Regions from separate parts of the Homo sapiens genome. Here region 1 is linked to region 2. The links are chromatin contacts, found by Hi-C or POLR2A ChIA-PET in ENCODE. All regions are on one chromosome and are shown on one strand. The core of a region is the stretch at or near the end of the contact, and the rest is flanking DNA. Distances in the headings are between cores, read along the strand shown. Region 1 holds the start of PRMT5-AS1 (PRMT5 antisense RNA 1). Region 2 holds the start of NGDN (neuroguidin).

Region 1 (4,915 bases), core at 2,216-4,715, 550 kb before region 2:
GGAGAATGGCTTGAGGCCAAGTCAAAATCAGCCTGGGCAATACAGTGAGGCCCCATTTTTACAAAAAATATAAAAATTAGCCACGCATGGTGGTGCGTGCCTGTAGTCCCAACTACTCAGGAGCCTGAAATGGAAGGATCGCTTGAACCCAGGAAGTTGAGGCTGCAGTGAACTGTGATCATGCCGCTGCAATCCAGTCTGTGCAGCAGATTGAGATTCTGTCTCAATCCCCAAAACAGAGAAGGTCACACAGCTCAAAGGGAAGAATGTTTTTTTTTTTTTTTGAGACAGGATTTCACTCTGTTGCCCAAGCTGGAGTGTAATGTTGCAATCTCGGCTCACTGCAACCTCTGCCTCTCTAGCTCAAGCAATCCTCTAACCTCAGCTTCCCCAGTAGCTGGGACCACAGGTGTGCACTATGATGCCAGGCTAACTTTTCATATTTTGGGCTTTTTTTTTTTTTCTGGTAGAGACATGGTCTCACTATGTTGCCCAGGCTGGTCTCAAACTCCCGGACTCAACAGATCCACCCACCTTAGCCTCCCAAAGTACTAGGATTACATCTGGCCAGAGGAGCTAATTCTTGATCAGAAAGGTTTTCTGACTTCAAATCTAACATTATATCTATTATATCAGATTACTTCTCATATGGTTTGTAATTAACTTTAAAGGAAAAAAAAAAGGACACAGTATACCAAGATACCTACTTTTAAATATATACTCACTGAACATGAATGTTCTTCTCATATGTTTATCAAAATAATCAGTCCCATTAGCTAAACCTCATTGTGAGTCTCCTATATCTGAGGCATGTACAGTGTATGCTTAAAGGTATTAGACTAATATACACTATGGGAAAATAGTTCTAAAAAGAAAAGTTTGTTTTTGTTTTTTTTTGAGAGAGTTTCACTCTTGTTGCCCAGGATGGAGTGCAATGGCGCAATCTCGGCTCACTGCGACCTCCACCTCCCAGGTTCAAGCAATTCTCCTGTCTCAGTCTCCCAAGTAGCTGGGATTACAGGCAGGCACCACCACACCTGGCTAATGTTGTATTTTTAGCAGAGACGGGGTTTCTCCACATTGGTCAGGCTGGTCTCGAACTCCTGACCTCAGGTGATCCGCCTGCCTGGTCCTCCCAAAGGGCTGGGATTACAGACATGAGCCACCGAGCCCGGCCTAAAAAGAAAAGTTTTTTATACTCAAGCTGTTTCAGTCATTTTTGCTGCCAAGTCTACACAAATTTTCTGTTATGAACTATTTTTTACAATCTGCTTTTTCCCCTCCAAATGAAATGCTTGATTTCAAGAACTGCTCATTGTTGAGTGCTAATGCGGGGTAAGAACAACTTAACACACACACTAAAACTTACACTTAAGTTTACAAGCCTCTACAAATAAACCTCTACGTAAAAAGTTTTCACTCAGAAACAAATATATCCGTTTAAGCAAAGCCATATACAACACAATATTTTGAAACTTGCAATCTCACTGGGTTTAGTGTCTTTCTAGATGTGCTAAAAGCAATAAGGTAGCAAACACTATGCATTTTCAGGCTGGTAGTTTTTTCTTTTTTCTTCTTTTTTGTTTTTTTTTTGTATTTTTAGTAGAGACGGGGTTTCGCCGTGTTAGCCAGGATGGTCGCGATCTCCTGACCTCGTGATCCGCCCGCCTCGGCCACCCAAAGTGCTGGGATTACAGGCGTGAGCCACTGCACCCGGCCCAGGTTGGTAGTTTTCAAACGCTCTCTTCATGTCCCAACTTATGGGTCAAGGTCCACTCAATCTCATCCACATAGAGTATGTTTTCTTCCATCCTGCTCCAAAAACAGTATTAGAGACCCACAATCACGTCAGTTCCTAGACCTCGTCATAGCACAAGCCAACAGATAGACCCCACTGCTAAAGGAGCAGAGAGAACCACTGTCAGACCAATTCGGGAAGAATTCACGAAAAGCTGGAGCCCCAGGGGTGATGGTAGCGCCATCCCCAGGGTCTGATCACTTAGCTGGGCACAAACACCTACAAACTGAAGGCAGCTTAACAAAAGAGGAACAATGAGAACGATAAAAGCTACTTGAAGGACCACCCTCCCCATGTTGTGTAGCTTTAAAAAATGGTCCTATAGGCCGGGCGCGGTGGCTCACGCCTGTAATCCCAGCACTTTGGGAGGCCGAGGCGGGTGGATCACCTGAGGTCAGGAGTTCGAGGTCAGCCTGGCTAACATGGCAAAACCCCATCTCTATTAAAAATACAAAAATTAGCCGGGCGTTGTGGCAGGCGCCTGTAATCCCAGCTACTCGGGAGGCTGAGGCAGGGGAATCGCTAGAACCCGGGAGACAGGATGCAGTGAGCCGAGATCGCGCCACTCCACTCCAGCCTGGGTGACAAAGCGACACTCCGCCTTAAAAAAATAAAAAAAAAGAGGTCCTATAGGCAACCAACTGGCACAATCTCTGCGGGAGCCAGTGTCCCAGGGCTCAATCTTCATATGTGGCATCATAATACGCCTACTGGAATGAGTGCTTGAAAAAGTTAAATGGGAAAAGCCCATAAAGGTCAACATAGTGAACATGAATCTTCGACAGACTAGAGATTGAGGAAGAAAGCTCAATTCCCTTCTCTCTCTCTGAATGGTGGTGCGAGTGGCTGAAACTGATGATGCGTGTCCTCTCAGGCCGCGGAGGGTCGATGCTCCCTCTCCAGTGTGGGCGACCCTAAGTGTCACGGCTGCAGAGACCCGGAAAGAAAAATCACAGGATTCTAGAAACCGCATCTTTATCGGTGCAAGATACAGCCACGAGGGTGCCCAACTCTAAAATCGTGGCAGTGGGCTACATTTAAGTAGCTAACACTTCCAGGTCAAAACAAACAAAGGTTTTTTTAATGTTAAAAGTTCGCCTGAATCTCTTCGTGACGCCATTTTCTGCCCGTGACGTCAGGGGGGAGGCGCCGTGCAGCAACGTCACGCATTGGTGACGTCTGGTGGGGACCGGGTTTTGGGGTTTCTCACCAGTTCCGGGTCCCCGCAGGGGGGTCCCGGTTCTCTCCGTTCCTTTGAGTATGTTGTGGGGAGTGGAGCTCGGATAGTTCCTAGAGTCTAGGCAAGAAAAGCAGCACTGCAGGTACAGAGCCTCCTCTTCCCGCAAAATGGCGGCAGCTCTGCCGTCTTCCAGAACCTTCCCCAATCTGCGCATGCGCCAAGACTCCCCGGCTTTGGAAATAACCTCACTGGTTTCGCGGCAACCGTCCAAAGTACAGGTTCTCATTGGCTAAAGTCCTAAGTATGGGTGGAGCAAACTCAAATGCGTCTTAGCAACCACCGAGTTCCCATTGATTGGCTAACCTCAGAGACTCCAGAAAATGGAAGCGTCCTTTGGTAGCCGCCCATCACTCTCTCATTGGTTAAATGACTTGCGGAGGGCGGGGAAAACGGGACTGAAAACGGGAGTGAAGAAGCCACCAACCCCACTCCTGGTGCTCGCGTAGACTAGACCAGTGCGATGGGCGGAGCCAACGAGGAGGCACAATTTACATCCTTGGCCGTCCCTACTCGGATTTGCTGAAGGAGTCACGTCGGTCGTTAAGGTTAAGCTTTGTAGAGAACAGCGGCGTTTGTTTAACGTCCGGGGATGCTGAACTCGAAATCCCCGTTCTGAGCCGGCTACCTAAACAACCTTCCCGACCACCTCTCCTGACCTCGGTGCTTGGGACCAGGGAAAAGCAGATCTTGCCACAGACTTGTCTTGGCCCACACTCTGCCCTATCGTCATGGCCTGCTCCCACAGGTCATAACTTCCGTTCAAATCAGTACCCCCACATTTCCCACTGCAAGGGTAAATTTGAAAGTTTCTCAGGTGACTCCTTGGATGTAGCAGTACTGAGTCCTCTAACCGGAAAGAAGGAACTGATGTCCACCCTCACTTTCCAGGGGCCTCCAGGAGCCCCTAGACACTTCTGTGGTCTACTGTAGCTACCAAAAATGTAGCTGGTTATAACATGGGGAGAGCCAGAGTCGGAGGACCTGACTTCCAATTCTGACTTGGATACTAATATCACATCATTGTACCCATTTCAAACTCCCCCTCTGTAAAATGGAAAATTGGACTAGATGATCTCTTAGGACTTCAAACTGTAACCCTGTGGTTTTATTCAAAAAAAACAGGTAGCTTCTTGCTGGAGATTCCTGGATGGATTCCAGTCTTCCCAAGAGGTAACAAAGGAGAGGTAACCAGTTGCCCGTGCAGTAGCTCAAGAATACAGAAGAGAAACTGGCTTCACTCACTATTCCATCTTTTTCCAAGGTGGCAAACTCTATGCCTCCTCCCCAGAGAAAAGCCTAACTGTAGGTTCTAATGGACAAGAGCTCACTGTAGCTGGTCAGAAAGGCCTATATCCAGGACTACAATAGTCATTGCTCAGCTTCCTAAGTAGGGAATACAACTAGGCCCCTTTGGGTCTTGGATAGGCTAAGAGGACAGATCTGAACATGCCTGGGTCTAAGTGAGGTGTGGGAAAATAGTGGCAGGGGGCAGCATGGTCGTGCAGTAAAGGGCTATAACTTTATTTGTATTTCCTCTTACACAAAACCATCAAAACAAGAACAGAAAAAGGCTGAAAATCCGTTCAAACCCCATGTTCTCAGGGATATTCCAGGGAGTTCTTGAGGCTGAGTGCGTAGCTTCAAATCCAGCACTAATTCCTCACCCCCTGGCCTGAGGTCTTCATAGATTGGTGGCTTGAGCCCTGCAATTAATTATAATCCCTTGCCCACCTTGATGTAAGGCAGGAAAGCAGATTGAAATGCTCCTCTCTGATGGGCAAGGGGAATCACAGCCCATAGATGTACTGCACCTTCTGTACTACAGGAGCAGAACCTGAAGCTGCTTCCAAGGCTCTGGACACTTGGCACGCAGGGCT
Region 2 (5,398 bases), core at 2,426-4,925:
TGCCTGTAATCCCAGCTACTCAGGAGGCCGAGGCAGAAGAATTGCTTGAACCCAGGAGGTGGAGGTTGCAGTGAGCTGAAATCGCGCCACTGACTCCAGCCTGGCAACAGAGCAAGACACCGTCTCAAAAAAAAAAAAAAAAAGAAAAAAAAAATTAGAATTCGTCTTCCCTAATGCAGGTTTTAAAAACTGGAACCCCAGGGCTGGGTGTGGTGGCTTATGCCTGTAATCCCAGCACTTTGGGAGGCCGAGGTGGGTGGATCACGAGGTCAGGAGTTCGAGACCAACCTGGCCAATACGGTGAAACCCTATCTCTACTAAAAATACAAAAATTAGCTGGGCGTGGTGGCATATGCCTGTAATCCCAGCTACTTGGGAGGCTGAGGCAGAAGAATCGCTTGAACCCAGGAGGCAGAGGTTACAGTGAGCTGAGATCGCGCCACTGCACTCCACCCTGGGTGACAGAGCGAGACTCCGTCTCAAAAAAAACAAAAACAAAAACAAAACAACAAAAAAACTGGAAGCTCTGTCCCCCAAACCAGCCATAAAACCTAAAAATTTTACTCTAAATTTCTCTCACCTTTCTGCTAGGAGCTAGCCGTAAAAAATATTCTCTGACTTCCTCATTTGATGGTCAGTCATAAATCCTCATTTTGGAGGGGTCCTCCCTGTAAACCAGAAAGTATCTGAAACAGGTCTCAATCAATTTAGCAGTTTATTTTGCCAAGATTAAGGACGTGTCTGGGAGTGAGGCTTGTGCCTTTCTCCAAAGATGACTTTCAGGGCTTCACTATTAAAAGGGGAAAAGTAGGCTGGAGGAGAAAGAGGGAGGGTACATTAATCCACATGTTGCAAGAGAAAAGGAGCAGGTAGGGGAATAGTCAATTGGTATTTGTCTCAGGCTCAGTAAATCGGCACACAAGATAAGGTGAACACACAGTAAATACTTGTAGAGATATTTAACATTTTATCTGTAGCTATCCGCTTAGGAACAATAGCAAAGGCAGTTGCTTGCATGACTCCGTTGAGCTTAATTTTTTTCTTTTGGCATAGTGAACTGGGGTCCCAAGTTATTTTCCTTTCGCATTCCCTATACCCCAAAGGATTGCTATCTAGAGAGGCTAAGAAAAATCTGAACAGACAGGCCTTGCTGGGATTCCCCCCTCAGTCTAGTTCTGTCAGATCATACTCTTTTTGTCCTATCACATTTCTACACGCTGTCCATTCTTCATCAAACCTAACCATAAAAATGGAATCTTCATTTCTGAAGGCTCCCGTGTCATGTAAAACTTTCAATAAATTCATCAAACTTTTTTCTTGTTAACTTCTTTTGTTATAGGAGTGTCTTCTATGACCCTTATGATGGGTGAGGAAAGGTATCACACTTTTCTGCCCCTATAGTTGACAAGTATTTTATTTTTTTAGAGATGGGGTCTCCCTCTTTCACCTTTTTTTTAGAGATAGGGTCTTGCTCCGTCACCCAGGCTGGAGTGCAGTGGCACGATCATGGCTCACTGCTGCCTTGACATGGGCTCAAGTGATTCTCCTGCCTCAGCCTCCAGAGTAGCTGGGACTACAGGTTCAAGTCACCGTTCCTGGTGGACAATTATTTTAATAATCAAGGCCGGGAGCAGTGGCTCATGCCTGTAATCCCAGCACTTTGGGAGGCCGAGGCAGGTGGATAGTGAGGTCAGGAGTTTGAGACCAGCCTGGCCAACCATGGTTTAGTAGAAACCCCGTCTCTACTAAAAATACAAAAAATGAGCTGGATATGGTGGCGGGTGCCTGTAATCCCAGCTACTCAGGAGGCTGAGGCAGGAGAATCGCTTGAACAGGGAGGCAGAGGTTGCAGTGAGCCAAGATCGCGGCACTGCACTCCAGCTTGGGCAACAGTATGAGACTCCGCTCAAAAAAAAAAAAAAAAAAAAAGGCCGGGCGCGGTGGCTTACGCCTGTAATCCCAGCACTTTGGGAGGCTGAGGCGGGTGGATCATGAGGTCAGGAGATCGAGACCATCCTAGCTAACATGGTGAAACCCTGTCTCTACTAAAAAAAAAAAAAAAAAAAAAAAAATCAGCCGGGCGTGGTGGCAAGTGCCTGTAGTCCCAGCTACTCGGGAGGGCGAGACAGGAGAATCGCTTGAACCCGGGAGGCGGAGGTTGCAGTGAGCCGAGATCGCGCCACTGCACTCCAGCTTGGGCAACAGAGCGAGACTCGGTCTCAAAAAAACCCAAAATATGGCAGTGCAATTTGTTTTCTCATTGCTATCATAAAGCATATGAACAAACTAAATTTCAAATTCCCCGAAAAGGAAAAGTTTATTGCTGATCTAATTAGACAGGTCCGAAAATTTATGTAGAAATAGAAACTTTTCATAATACAAATCTTGATAAAACATTACAAAAGCTACTGGATAATTGACTAAGTATGCTGCAACAGCATCCTGAGCTTCCACAGTGGGCCTGAAGCAGCAAATTAAATGTTAGAGGAGTGGGGACTGAACACCCTCCTGCCTTCTTGAATCCAGCAAGATCTAGATACCAGGATTTCCTTACCTCACCTGCCCAGATACAGGTGTTATTCTTAATTCCAAAAGACAGCTTCAAGTCGGTAAGATCTGATTTCTAGACCCAGCTCTGTTGGACGAGTTGTGAACAAAAAATTATACACTATCATTCACCCTTTCGGTGCTTTATTTCCTAAGGCATGGGATGGGAACAATGAGTATCCGTCCAACCTACTTCACCAGCTTGTGAAAAACCAGAGTGAGAGAACACATCTGAAAGCACTGGGTAATGATGAGGCAGGTTATACTGAAACATGCACTGCCAGAGTTTGAACCAAGTTCTGCTGAAGACCTGTGTGACCGCGGTAAGTCATGTAAATATGAACCGTTCCCCAATTTGTAAAACGTATTCTTTTCATGTCCCCAAACTGGTAGGAGCGAAGAGTGTCGGGGCGTTATTGGAGCCGTTTCTCAGCGCTCCACAGTGCACACCAAGAGGGCAGGTGTCCTCGCACTCGGTTTCTAAACTCTGGCTCTGGGCTTCTCTAGCCTCGCTCTCTTATTTACAGATGAAGAAGGCTCAGAGACCGAGTGACTTGTCCACGGTCACACAAGGAGTAGTGTTACAGAATCGATTCCAGGGCCACCGGGTCTGTAAGGCATTTGGCGCGGTGGCCGTTGGATGAGCAGCCAGCAATGGCGGCTCTGCAATGTCGACACCGCAAAGCCAAGCCAAGGCCCATCACCTAGCGGCCGGTTCACGCACTACAAGAAAAGTGCCGTGAAAAAAGACTCTGGGTGCTGCGGCAGACGGGAGCCAATACGCGCTAAGTTCGCTCTGCTAATTCCTTTTTTCTATTGGTCCTTCCAACTGTCAATCAATTATTTGACTGTCTCTTATTGGCTTGCCGTCAATCATTTTACTCAGTCTACCAATCACACGCTCTTTGCCAAGTGCTTTTTTTCGTCCTGACGACTCTTTCTGAGTCTGACGAATTTAGCCAGTTCCTTTATTCCATTGGCCAGATCAGACTCCTCCTCTCGTTTATCCTGTTGGGGGCGGAAGTGAGAAAGCCCTTATTCGTATTGGCTTAGATTTGCAAGCGGCAGTTGTCTATCAAATCTATCAAGTCGCCCTTAGCGCTCAGGAAGTACGACACCGGAAGGGGTGGGCTTTGCGAAGATGGCGGCGCTGGTGAGTTTGGTGTGGTTTCTTCCTCGCGTAGCTATTGTGGAGTTGTCCTTTGCCTTCAGCGGCTGGAGGCAAACTGTTGGTACCAGGGAAGGGTGGTGATGAAAGTTGCTTCAGGGAGGCGGCCTCCCTAGAGTTACCGTTCCTGTCCGGTAACCCAAGGGGCTGGCTTTAAGGCGAGTCTGTGAACCCGAGTGTGAAGGCCCCGAGTCTGGGTGTCTGACGGAGAGAGGGCAGTTTCCCACCCTAGACGTTCCACTTTCCTATAATCCTGAGGAAAGAATGACTTTTCTTTACGCCTCCTCTCCCTTCTGTAGGGGGTGCTGGAGTCCGACCTGCCAAGTGCCGTGACACTTCTGAAAAATCTCCAGGAGCAAGTGAGTAGTGTCGCCTCTGGAATAAATTAGTCACGGATTGGCTTTGAGTTTGTGTACTTCACCTCAAAACTTTGGTGATTGAGATACGTGAATGCTTCCAAAAACCTTAGAGTAAAATGATGTAATCAAAACCTTTTCACGCCAGAATTCTAAGTAATTGATTCTGCACCCAAGGGAATACAAGAAACTCCAAAAAGAAATTATATGAATAGTTTTCCTTTATTCATATAGCTAAGGAAACCAGTGCTTGGAATGGTAACATGACTTGCCCTTTGGGTGCCCAGGTAATACACACTTATATACAGATGCTTCTCGACTTAACGATGGAGGTTATGGCCTGATAAACCCATTGTAATTCGAAAACCTCATAAGTCGAAATTTAGGCTTGATGCCGCTGCCCAGCATCACGAGAAAAGGACGGTTTCTACCGAATGCATATTTCTTTTACACCCTCGTAAAGTGGAAATTAAGTCATAAGTCGGGGAGTTATGTAGTTCTATGCATTGTAAGTTCAACTAGTACAAACAAAATTACAGTGCTTCAGTCACTACTCTCTCAGTCCTTTTCTCCTCCCTGTGGTTCAGTAAAAGATGGTCTCTTCTTTAAGAAGTGGAAAGTTTTTTTTTTTTTAAACTTTTTGAAGAACCATCTCTCCTATGCTTTCCGAGAAGTGAGAAGATAGTACTATACTTTAGACAGTGTTTCAGATAATTTTTAGGTGGCATTGTTTAGCTTTTGCTCTTCACAGTTTGCAGACATAATTTGATATAATCTAATCACTTGTTTTATTTGGGCTAATTTCAGGTGATGGCTGTAACTGCACAAGTGAAATCACTGACACAAAAAGTTCAAGCTGGTGCCTATCCTACAGAAAAGGTAAGATGTACTCAAACAGTAAGCATCCCCTGACTTAATGTTCTCAGTAGTTCTTTCATTGTATGTTTATTGTGTCTTATATATCCTAAGTGCTCGAGCTTCAAACATAAATATGATCCAGTTTCTGTGCTGAAGTCTAGAGGGAAGACAAAGCAAAGCAATAGATGTAAGTATTAATAGTAGCAGTCACATTACAGAGTTATGAGTCTCCAGCCAAAGAGAGGGATTAATTAACTGCCAGAAGAGCAGAGGGATTCAGGACAGGCTTCCCAGAGGAGGTGATAGGATTTTGAGGAATAAATGGGAGGGACAGAAAGAAGGAACATGTGCAAAGGCACAAAGGCCTGAAAGTATGGTGATAAGGGAAAGGAGTAAGTCATTTTTGTGATAGGATGTACTTTCTGTGTTATGTGTGTTGGGGGTAGGAAATAAGACTGGAAAAGTCACT

What was found. Hi-C counts contacts between places; a loop is a spot of excess contacts on that map. ChIA-PET counts read pairs that join two places held with the same protein, here RNA polymerase II (POLR2A). Pooled maps may share reads with other maps.
Region 1: a loop to region 2 is called in a map of CD8-positive, alpha-beta T cell, with 26 times the contacts of the local background. The contact joins the promoter of PRMT5-AS1 here to the promoter of NGDN in region 2. A Hi-C loop is called at or near these places in 3 of 168 maps with a recorded cell type or tissue (CD8-positive, alpha-beta T cell, ascending aorta and naive thymus-derived CD4-positive, alpha-beta T cell), 5 of 37 single-sample maps with no recorded cell type and 12 of 50 pooled maps. POLR2A ChIA-PET finds 5 or more read pairs at or near these places in 2 of 52 experiments (OCI-LY7 and activated T-cell).

Annotation. Positions count from the first base shown.
Region 1 is chr14:22,915,991-22,920,905 of GRCh38, forward strand. PRMT5-AS1 (PRMT5 antisense RNA 1) reads left to right here and starts at 3,466. Exons shown (of 2, transcript NR_120600.1): 1 at 3,466-4,915. RBM23 (RNA binding motif protein 23) reads right to left here and starts at 3,159. Exons shown (of 14, transcript NM_001077351.2): 1 at 3,009-3,159. PRMT5 (protein arginine methyltransferase 5) reads right to left here. Exons shown (of 17, transcript NM_006109.5): 17 at 4,539-4,915. The coding sequence ends at 4,914. RefSeq lists enhancers at 1,211-1,975, 2,464-2,633, 2,704-2,813, 2,904-2,973 and a silencer at 3,234-3,533.
Region 2 is chr14:23,466,028-23,471,425 of GRCh38, forward strand. It overlaps NGDN (neuroguidin), which reads left to right and starts at 3,676. Exons shown (of 11, transcript NM_001042635.2): 1 at 3,676-3,700; 2 at 4,015-4,074; 3 at 4,879-4,950. The coding sequence starts at 3,689. RefSeq lists a silencer at 3,303-3,352 and an enhancer at 3,439-4,379.